2 separate regions of the Mus musculus genome follow, and region 1 is linked to region 2. The links are chromatin loops, found by intact Hi-C in ENCODE. Cell type or tissue: gastrocnemius. All regions are shown on one strand. Each heading gives the region's core, and the rest is flanking DNA. Links, peaks and the distances in the headings are about the cores only.

Evidence for each region. Peaks named below come from ENCODE experiments on the same cell type or tissue, not always from the same donor. Only the 100,000 strongest peaks of a DNase experiment are listed, where the experiment ranks them.
Region 1: a loop joins it to region 2, with 2.8 times the contacts of the local background. A loop is called at or near these places in 8 of 42 quality-filtered maps.

The regions. Positions count from the first base shown.
Region 1 is chr4:44,231,333-44,236,707 of GRCm38, reverse strand. It overlaps Rnf38 (ring finger protein 38), which reads left to right and starts at 2,803. Exons shown (of 12, transcript NM_001379580.1): 1 at 2,803-3,165. The coding sequence starts at 2,901. In gastrocnemius, for the core only: a CTCF peak has its summit at 3,829; DNase peaks (open chromatin) are centred at 2,667, 3,434 and 3,737; H3K4me3 peaks cover 2,915 bases; H3K27ac peaks cover 2,771 bases.
Region 2 is chr4:44,289,941-44,295,315 of GRCm38, reverse strand. No RefSeq gene overlaps it. Among named protein-coding and RNA genes, the nearest start is that of Melk, 8.3 kb to the left of the region's middle. In gastrocnemius, for the core only: a CTCF peak has its summit at 2,496 (motif pointing right); a DNase peak (open chromatin) is centred at 2,511.

The sequences.
Region 1 (5,375 bases), core at 136-5,135, 58 kb after region 2:
GAATGGTGCTTTGGGTGTGGGGTTTGTCATCTCCACAGCCTATGGGGTTTATGTTGTAAAACGTTTCGCACGTGAGAGGAGCATGTAGTACTTGTCTCAACATGATGTCTTCCAGATCCACTTCTTTAGCTGCACATGGTGAGCTTCTGTTGTTCTTTACAGATGAATAATGCTGCACTGTGTACATATCCAGCATTTCAACTCCCCAGTTTGGGGGTTGGGGGTTTAGCTAGGTGGTAGAGAGCTAGCATAGCAAACGCAAGGTCATGGGTTCAGTCCTCAGCGCTGAAAAATAAAACAAAAATAAACAAACAAACAAAAAACCCCAAAATAACCAAAAGATCAACTTCCCAGTTTGATCTCCTCACAATCTTTTCTTCCTTCTGACCTCTGCAGCACCTCCTTAGTGATCAACCCTATTGATCTCTTACACCTGCGGGTTTTCTACACCCATAGATTTAGTCTCTCTCACTAATCACCAATGGAGAATGGCCAGTGGGCCACAGCAGGCAGGAGGGCCCAGGCTTTCATGATGTCTTAGGGGGTGTGGCGATGACTCAGGGCTTTTGGGCCCTCTCTCATTTCTTCCTGGTCTCAAGGCATCCTTTGATGGGTTCTTTGGGCTGACTAGACTACACTGCTAGTCTGTTCTTTCTCTTTAGGGTGGTCACTTAAGACATTTGCTCTAGCTTGGAGCTGTAAGAGATGACTCTGGGGTGTTGACTGTGGGGATAAAAAGAGACTAACCTGGCTGGGTGGTGGTGGCTCACGCCTTTAAGTCACAGCACTCAGGATACAGAGGCAGACAGATGAGTTCAAGGCCAGCCTGGTCTACAGCCTGAGTTCCAGGTCAGCCAGGGCTACACAGAGGAAACCCTGTTTTGAAAAACAAACAAAACAACAATAACAACAAAAACAGGGTAAACAATGCTCAAGATGGCTGCGATTCATGAAAGGGACGATGCCTCTGGACAGTAGTTTACAGATGTTCTTCAGTGGCCTTATTAGGATGGAGGCCCTGGCCTGAAAATACATTATCTGACTCTCCTGTGACAAGAAACTCAGGGATGAAATGCAGGAAAATTTAGGTCCTTTGGTCAAAGATAATCTCACTGTGTTTCAGTACAGCTTCCCCGAGCTGTCCTTCTTGGTGAACTACTCATCCTTAAGATCTTTTTTATTTTATTTTATTTTATTTTGGTTTTTCGAGACAGGGTTTCTCTGTATAGCCCTGGCTGTCCTGGAGCTCATTTTGTAGACCAGGCTGGCCTCGAACTCAGAAATCCGCCTGCCTCTGCCTCCTGAGTGCTGGGATTAAAGGCGTGTGCCACCACGTCCGGCTCTTAAGATCTTTAAAAGGTTTGTTGTTGTTGTGTGTGTGTGTGTGTGGTTTTTTTTTGTTTTGTTTTGTTTTTGTTTTTTGAGATAGGTTCTGTGTAGCTCAGAAATTTGACTACAAATATCTCAAGTGACCAAGAATGATCTTCTCTGATGCAATTATCATCCATAACTTCTAAGACTCTCTGACCTCCAAGGAGATTGCAAGCTCTCTGAAGGCCTGGACAATATCGTTATTATCGTCGTAGCTTCATTTCTGAGCACCGCTAATGACCGGATAGATGAAAGACAATGCATCATCTAGTGTCAACTGCGGACTTGGAAATGTCTGTTGCCAAAGATCGTCTGCTTTGCCCTCCCAGTCTTTCTTTGCATGGTGCAGGGAAAAAGCTGAGGCTAATTTTTATTAAAACAATCTAGCCAGCAGCTTAGCTGCACCCTTACCCACATGCCTGTACTTAGAGACTCTACTCAGCACATGGTTGGGTTTATTTTGCTCTTCCATGGATAACGCCGAGAGCCAGAGAATGATGGGAAGATAATCGGTTCAGCCGCCAACATCGCATTTGAGAAAAGAGGGCAGACCGGGGGGAGGGGGAATGATGGTGTTTTGAATCCTCAGAAATCTTCCCCAAATAATAGGAAAGCCTTCAGTACAGCTCCGAATGTTTCCTCACTTCGAAGCCTCTTCCTCTTCTGAGATTAGGCCCAGTTGCCTGGACGGCTTCCTGTCAGGGCTTTCCCGACAAGGGTATTTAAAGTGAGAAAGAGGAAGAGAAAGTCGGAGACAGGGGCGAGGACCACCGCTGAGTCGGACTGGCTTCTGCTGGGAATTCAAGATGGGTCTCCAGGACTCAGGGAAGGGCGCTCGTTCATCTCCAACTCTTGCGTCTCCGCCTCTGCGGTTCTCTAGGGCTCCGCGGAGACTGATCTATCACCAATCAGCCTCAGAAGCGAAGAGAGAGTTTCTTTCCTAAGTGTCTCAAAAGCACAAACTTTGAGGAGACAACCGGGAGGGAGGACCGACGTGCAGGGGGCAGAGGCAGGAAGCAAGCAGGCAGGCAGGCGCAGGGAAGGCAGAGGAACGCCCGGCAGGCTGAGGCTAACCGGGGCGGACCGGGGTACACTCCCCAGCGCAGACACCGCCCGAGGCAGCAGAGCGGCAGGGCCTGCGCAGCGGTCGGCCTGGCCTCCGAGGCCCGCGGCCGCGCCCCGGAGGCGGGCCGGGGGCGGGGCAGCACCGGGCTGGGGCGCAGATGCCGAGAGCTTTGGCCCGGGCCTCCCCGCTTGGGCGGGCCGCGGCTGCTGAGGATCCCCCTAGACGCCGCCCGGGAGCCACGGCCCGGAGCCCAGCGCTCATTGGCGGCGCGGCGCGGTCTCCCCGCCCCCCGGCGTCCCCGCCCCCTCCGCCGCCGCCGCCGCCGCGGCTCGGCTCCGCCTCCTGGCCCGCCGGGAGCCGCCTCCGTCGCCGCCACAGCCTCCTTCGCCGCCGGTCCGGGCCCAGCCAGCGCCCGCCGCGCCGGAGTCGAGTCGCAGTCCGAGCCGCTGCCCGCGGCCCCGCCATGAGCGGAAGCGCCGCCGCCGCGGTCGCGGTCGCCGCCGCCGCCGCCGCCTCAGCCGCCGCCGCCGCGCACTTCCAGCCTCGGTCGTCGTCTCCCAGGCCGGGGCCCGCCGAGCTCGGGCCCCCCCGCCGCCCGCGCCCCCCGCCGCCCCCGCCGCCGCCCCGGCCCGAGCCCATCACCGCCGGCCGCCTTAGCCCTCCGGGCCACGGGCCTCTTCGGAGCGGGGCGCAGGGTGTCGGTGCCTGCGGCAGAGCGCCCGGAGCAGGTACGGGGTCTGCCGGCGAGGCGGGGCGGGGCGGGGCGGGCTGTGCGGGGAGGGGTGAGGGTCAGTCCGGGGCAAGGGGTCCCGCGGAGAGGGAGGAGCCTTGCCCGCCACAGCTTTGTCCAGCCCGGGAGACCCCGGGAGCCCTGCTCCTCCGCCGGGCAGAGCGCCTCACAAAGCGTTTTCGCACCCGCTGGGCAGCCCCTTCCTGCGGGGTGGGCAGGGCAGGACCTCGTGAGGAATCGGCTCTGCCGGGGAGGAAACTGAGGCTTACCGGGGGAAGTGACTTGCCCAAGGTCACAAAGCCAGCTAGAGTCGTGTCTTGGCTGAGAACCAGGGCCACCCTGGAGCTGGCGCGGGCCGTCAGCCGAGGGGGCTGGGAGGAGGAGGCAGAGTCCCCAGCCCCTGAGTCTGGAGTGGTAGGAAGAAGGGGGTTGGGGCCTGCGCCCTGGCACACCCACCAGGGTAGCTAACCTATGCTAAGCTGACCAGGACAGGTAGGAAGGAGAAACAGGAGCTGCCTCGGGAGCTTAGTGCCCTGGGGAGCCGATTTTGGGAGCTGGAGCGAGCAGGACTCCTGCCGGGGGCGGGGAGGGGGATGTGCTCCGAGAGGGTTTTATTGAGGTAGTGGAGTAGAGCTTTGGAAACTTGACTCGGGGACCGTTTGGCCCTCTCCAGGTCAGCCTTCTCACTACTGCATAGGCTAAGCCAGCCCAGCGGGAATGAAAGGGAAGGAGGCCTGTTTATACAGTGTCTTTTTCCAGGAAATTGCCCGAGTTTTGTTTATGCCCGGAACAGAAATACATAACTGGTCCTGGTAAAAGCATGCATGCGACAGAAGGCCATCCGAGCCTTTTCTAGATGGTCTGGACTTAACACACTTGGAGAATTCTCTGAGGAAGAGCAGCTGTCCTAGAAGGGGGAAGGAAGTTGGGAGGGTTAGGACAACTCACCCTCCTGCCTGCTTTACAATTCAGGAGGAATCCATTCTTACTTGGGGTGATTAGGCGAGTTGCTTTTACTCTGCGTGCATCTTAGAAAAGGCGAGGGGATAATAATTATTTCCAGAGGAGAAAGCAATGGAAGGATAGCAGGCAATGAGGAAAGATCAGTAGAAGCTGTGGAATGGGGAAAAAGAGAGGGTATGTAGTTATTGTGGGGGAAGGGAGATAAAGGGATTGCTGAAGGGGAGGGAGGAGAGCAGATAGCTTAGAGAAAAAGACTGGGATGCTTCCAAAAGGCAAGCAAAGCAAATAGGGTAAGTTTGAAGTGAGCCTCTTCAAGCTGAGCGCTGTCTACAATATAGAGTTTTCCTATGGGTCTGACATAATTTTGTGTGTGGTTTTTTTTTTTTTTTTTTTTTTTGGTTTTGTTTTGGTAAGGACAGTTGTAATATGTTATAGACTCATGCTGCCCTTAACTTCACCTACTTTCTTCATTCTCATCCCTAAGGATACAGACCCTAGAGTGCCTAAGGTATTGTCTTGAAAGTAAGGCTTGACAAAAGAAGGAAGAGAAAGACTAATTAGCAAGTGAATTAATTAAGGCCTTTTCTCCAGATTGATTCCTTAAAGTCAGCTGTTTCTTTACTGTCCTGCACTGTACCTGAGCTTTCTGTCTTGGGTGCTGTTGGAAGGCTGCTTTGGGGTTGTGGTCCCAGCACTAGGAAGACTGAGGGATTAAGAGTTTCAGGCCAGCTGGTCACCGCAGCAAGTGGGAAGCCTGGTCAATTTAGGAAAAATCCTAGGATTTTGTTACAGATTTGCATGTGTGTATGTGTGTGTGTGTGTGTGTGTGTGTGTGTATGTATGTATGTATGTATGTGTTTAAAGATTTATTTATTTATCTATTTATCTACTTATTTGTGTGTTTTCAAGATAGGGTTTTTCTAAGCCTTCCCTAGCTGTCCTGGACTTGCATTGTAGACTAGGCTGGCATCGAACTCACAGATCCACCTACCTCTGCCTCCTGAGTGGAAGGACTAAAAAGACTTGTGCTGCCACACCTGGTTAATAGGTTTATTTTGCATGTGTGAGCGTTTTGTCTGCAGGTGTTTATGTATGTGCATCACATGAAGGCCAGATTAGAGTGTCAGAAACTCTGGAAGTCCAGTTACAGGCTGTTGTGAGCCTTCATTTGGGTGCTAGGGTCTGAGCCTCGGCCCTTTTCAAGTGTAGCCAGTGATCATAACTGCTGAGCCTCAAAATCCTGTT
Region 2 (5,375 bases), core at 248-5,247:
AATATTTACAAACTGGGTGGTAACGTCATGTGCCTTTAATCCGAGCATTCTGGAGGCAGAGGCAGCTGGAACTTTGAGTTCAAGGCCAGCTACAAGAGGTCTACAGAGTGAGTTCCAGGAAGGCCAGGACGACACAGAGAAACCCTGTCTCAGAAAACAAAAACAAAACAAAAGGGAGAAATATTTGTTATCTGGGCAGCCTCCAACTCATCCCATAAATATTTGTTAATCGCTTTTAAAGAATATTTCATTGTTACAATGTTATGGCATTTATATGTTAAATTTTTATTGCATTACTCTGTGTGTGTATGTGTGCTTGTGATAAATTAGTGAATGAAATAATAAATGCTCAGAGCAAAGCTGAGTGCGGTGGTACCTGTCTATAGTCCCAGCATGCAGGAGGCCAAGGTCAGAGGCCATGCTTGGCTATGTAACAAGATCCTATTGCAAAAAGAAAACATTCAGGGATTTGATTTTGAAGCAACTTCAGGGATTGGTGAAATTTTCTGATTTTGGATGGTGAACTAGTGAACTATGAGATATGAGTGAATGTCCTAATCTAGAGAAAATGTACTAAATTTGTTTTGTTTGTTTTTTTCAAGACAGGGTTTCTCCATGTAGCCCTGGCTGTCCTGGAACTCACTCTGTAGACCAGGCTGGCTTCGAACTCAGAAATTTGCCTGCCTCTGCCTCCCAAGTGCTGGGATTAAAGGCATGAGCCACCAAGCCCAGCCTGAATTCTTTATATATATTCTACATTAAATGGTTCACAATATGTTCTCCCAAACATCTGAGCATAGTCCATTATCCTTATCACAATTGTTACTTGCAAGACATCAGGCTTTCTGACCACTGTTATTTCTTCATCGAAGGAGAGATTGGGGAGGGTTAATGGATTCTCACCTGAGCTCCTACCTGTTCCCCGTCTGCCTCTAAGCCCTCTGCATGTCACTGTACCCCTATTGTACAAGAACTGGAGGTAGAGCACATTGATTATGGGTGTTAAACTGGAGAGAGGAGACAATCTACGCAGCTACAGGGAAGTCACCCTCCATGTTGGGGTGTTCCTGTCCGTGGTGCTGTTGCTTCATAAGTGACCCCTCACCACACATGCTCTCTAGGTGACCCCTCACCACACATGCTCCCTAGGTGACCCCTCACTCCTGTGACCTATGGAAGAACAGCCAGTGCTCTTAACCACTGAGCCATCTCTCCAGCCCCAGTTTTGTTTTTTAAAAAACCGGATCTTGGGCTGGTGAGATGGCTCAGTGGGTAAGAGCACCCGACTGCTCTTCCGAAGGTCCAGAGTTCAAATCCCAGCAACCACATGGTGGCTCACAACCATCTGTAACAAGATCTGATGCCCTCTTCTGGAGTGTCTGAAGACAACTACAGTGTACTTACATATAATAAATAAATAAATCTTTAAAAAAAAAAAAAAAAAAAAAAAAAAAAAAAAAAAAAAACCGGATCTTGCTGTGGAGCTCTGGCTGGCCCTTGCTATCTATCACACACTGTTATACAGCGCTGGCTGGCCTCACTATTTAGCCCAGACTGGGCCCATACTTGCAGCTACCTCCTACTTGAGAGGATTATAGGCATGTACTGACATACCTGGCTTTAGTAATCCTGGATGCTGTATGAGGGTCTTGGGCTCAATGCCTTCTGGCTATTATAATGTGCCGTGGAGTCACAGTATTGGTTTACTCTAAAAGGTAGCTTGTTAGACTCTCGAGCAGCTAAGCTGGAAGAGTTCTTGCCTAGCATGCATGAATCCCAGCTTCTATCCCAAAGACTGCAGAAACCTGGGTCTGATGGCTTACCTATAATCCCAGCACTCTGGATTTGGAAACAGGAGGATAAGAAGTTCAAGGTCAGCCGGGCGTGGTGGCGCACACCTTTAATCCCAGCACTCCGGAGGCAGAGGCAGATGGATTTCTGAGTTCAAGGCCAGCCTGGTCTACAAAGTGAGTTCCAGGACAGCCAGGGCTACACAGAGAAACCCTGTCTCGAAAAGAAAAAAAAAAGAAGTTCAAGGTCATCTTTGCGCTTCATAGTAAATTAACACCCAGTCTAGGATACACAAGACCCCCCCCCTTTTTTTTTTAATGCTTGTAAATGTCATGTTAAAGAAACATTGTAGTGCCAGGTATGGTAGCACATAACTATAATCCAATCCAAGCTTTTTGAAGGCTGAGGCAGGAGGATTGCCACGAGTTTGCAGTCAGACTGTTTTGCCCCACAAGTTTTAAGTCAACCACAGCTGCAGAGTGAGACTCTCTCTATCTATCTATCTATCTACCCATTTAAGTAGTGATATAGACTGGATAGCTTAGGGATACAGCTCAGGGGTAGATACCTCTCCTAGTTTATACAAGGCCCAGATTCCATATCCAGCACCTCAGCGTGTCTGGGGGATCGTGGCAATTTATGATCCACTGTAGGAAAATCTTCCCAGGATCTCAGATCCTTCCCAGGATATCCTTTTGTGCCCATACCCAACTGTTACCACTTGGTGGCAGTATACTCTAACCACCGATTCCATTATACTACCTTAAAAGTGGTACGGACAGAAAGAGGGCCATCATGATGTAACTCCTGATGGGCTCATACACCACACACAGCACCATCCATGAAGCATCCTTGTCATGCAAAAAGAAGGCCAAACCTGAGCTCGGCGAAAGAACACGTGCCTCTCATAAGTGAGGCCATTGAGTCAAATGCTCTGGATCCAGATATGAACTCTCACACATACACACACACACACACACACACACATACACATACACACACACACACACACACACACACACAGAGCACAGCACACATGAGCAGGTCACAGGACAAATGTAAGTATAGGTTCTTGCTTTCCACCTTGTTTTGAAGAAAGAGTCTCTCTCTCTTTCGTGTGTGTGTGTGTGTGTGTGTGTGTGTGTGTGTGTGTGTATACATGCACACATGTGCGCTTTGACTGCACATATGACTGTATCTGTGTACAATGTTCATGCCTGGTACCAGAGTAGGCGAGGAGAGGTTGTCACATCCCCTGGAACTGGAATTACAGATGGTATTGAGATAGCATGTGGGTGCTAGGCATAGAAACTGGTTTCCTGAAAGAGCAGCCAGTGTCTAGCTACTGAGTCTAGCCCCTCACAGAGTTTGCTATTCACCACTGCCTATAACAAACTACCAGGCTCAAGAGCATCCAAGTTATCTCTGGTCTCTGCCTCTCATCTCTCTGTGGGAATGCTGGGATTACAGATATTTAATACTGCACCTGGATTGACATGGATTCTTGGAATTTAAACTGAGGTACTCACATTTACATAAGCAAGTACTTTCTTCACTGTGCCTGCACAATCCCTCCAACCTTTCAATTTGGGATAGGCTCATGATCATATAGGGCTTAACTTTGAAAGAAAATGTTTTTAAAGGATACATACATGGGGGTTGGGGATTTATCTCAGCAGTGAAGTGCTTGCCTGCAAAACACAAGGCCCTGTATTCTGTTCTCAGCTTAGGAGGTGAAGGGGTGACGCATGCAGGATTGGGTGGTGGGTATGACTCAGTGACAGTGTTGGCCTAGCAATTGTGAAGCTCTCAGCCATGGGAAGAAAGAAAGAAAACAAAAGGTATACATGAACATATACACATATATGTAGAGAGAGAGAATATGTATAATATATAATTACTTATATTATACACCTATAATATACATTAACATATAATATATGTATGTGTAATTAACATACATTGTCTTAGTTGGGATTTCATTGCTCTGAAGAGACACCAGGACCAAGGCAACTCTTGTAAAGGTAAACATTTAACTGGGGCCCCCTTACAGCTTCAGAGGTTCAGTCCACGATCGCCATGATGGAAAGCACAGCAGCCTGCAGGCAGACATGCTACTGGAAGAGCCATCCAGGAGTTCTATATTTTGATCCAAAGGCAGCCAGGAGGGGGACTGTCTCCTTCAGGCAGGCAGAAAGAGGGTCTCTTCCACACTAGGCAGACCATGAGCACTGAGATCTCAAAGCCCACCCCCACAGTGATACAATTCCTCTAACAAGGCCACACCTCCTAATAGTGCCACTTCCCATGGGCCAAGCATATTCAAACCACCACACATGTGTTTAACATTGTGTTATACCCCCAACATTTGAATAATCCCCAGTTAAACTTTAAAAGTCTTTGGAGACAGAAAGATCAGGATTTAATGTCCTCCTCACAAAGACAGAATTTAAAGCCAGCCTGGACTACTGCGACTCTGTCTCGCCCACGGGATGCCAGGATTATACATATATATATATATATATATATATATATATATATATATATATATATATACTCACTGTCATTTGTGGGTTTCTTCAAAACCCAGTGTCTGAGTTCTAGTCAAAATGGAACCAGCCTAGACCCCTAAGTCCAGGAACGAAATCGTGAACAAAAGTCCTTCCAAAGCTATGATTAGAGCCTGTGAGATGATCTGGCAAAAAGATGTTTGCCCCACAAAGACCTGTTTCCTGAATCCAATCCCTGGAACGCAGGTCAAGGTAAAAGGACAGAGCTGACTCCACTAAGTGTTCTCCTGCTGTGGTATCCATTCCCCTCCTCATTACAACAACAACAACAACAACAACAACAACAACAACATGATCTTGCTATGTAGCCTCTGCTGGCCTGGAACTTGATATGTAGACCTGACTGGCCCTGAACTCTTAGAGAATGAACCTGACCTGACTCTGCCTCTTGAGTAACTGGGATTAAAAGCAGCACCTAGTTTCCCACAACTTTTTAGAAATGTGATTTAGCTTATGTAGTAAATCATACCTGTCCCTTAACACTCAGGTGGCAGAAGCAGAAAGATCATGACTTAAAGCCAGTCTGGGCTATATATTGAAACCCATCTTAAAAAGAAACAGGTGCTGGGCATGGTGGCACACGCCTTTAATCCCAGCACTCGGGAGGCAGAGGCAGGCAGATTTCTGAGTTCGAGGCCAGCCTGGTCTACAAAGTGAGCTCCAGGACAGCCAGGGCTATACAGAGAAACCCTGTCTCGAAAAACCAAAAAAAAAAAAAAAAAAAAAAAAAAAAAGAAAAGAAAAGAAAAGAAAAAGAAACAGGGAAGAGCTAGAGAGATGGCTCAGTGGTTAAGAGCGCTGGCTGGCTGGGGAGGTGGTGGCTCATGCCTTTAATCCTAGCACTTGGGAGGCAGAGGCAGGTGGATTTCTGAGTTCGAGGCCAGCCTGGTCTACAGAGTGAGTTCCAGGACAGCCAGGGCTATACAGAGAAACACTGTCTCGAATAAAACCAAAAAACCAAACAACAAACAAACAAACAAACAAACAAAAGAGCACTGGCTGTTCTTCCCAGAG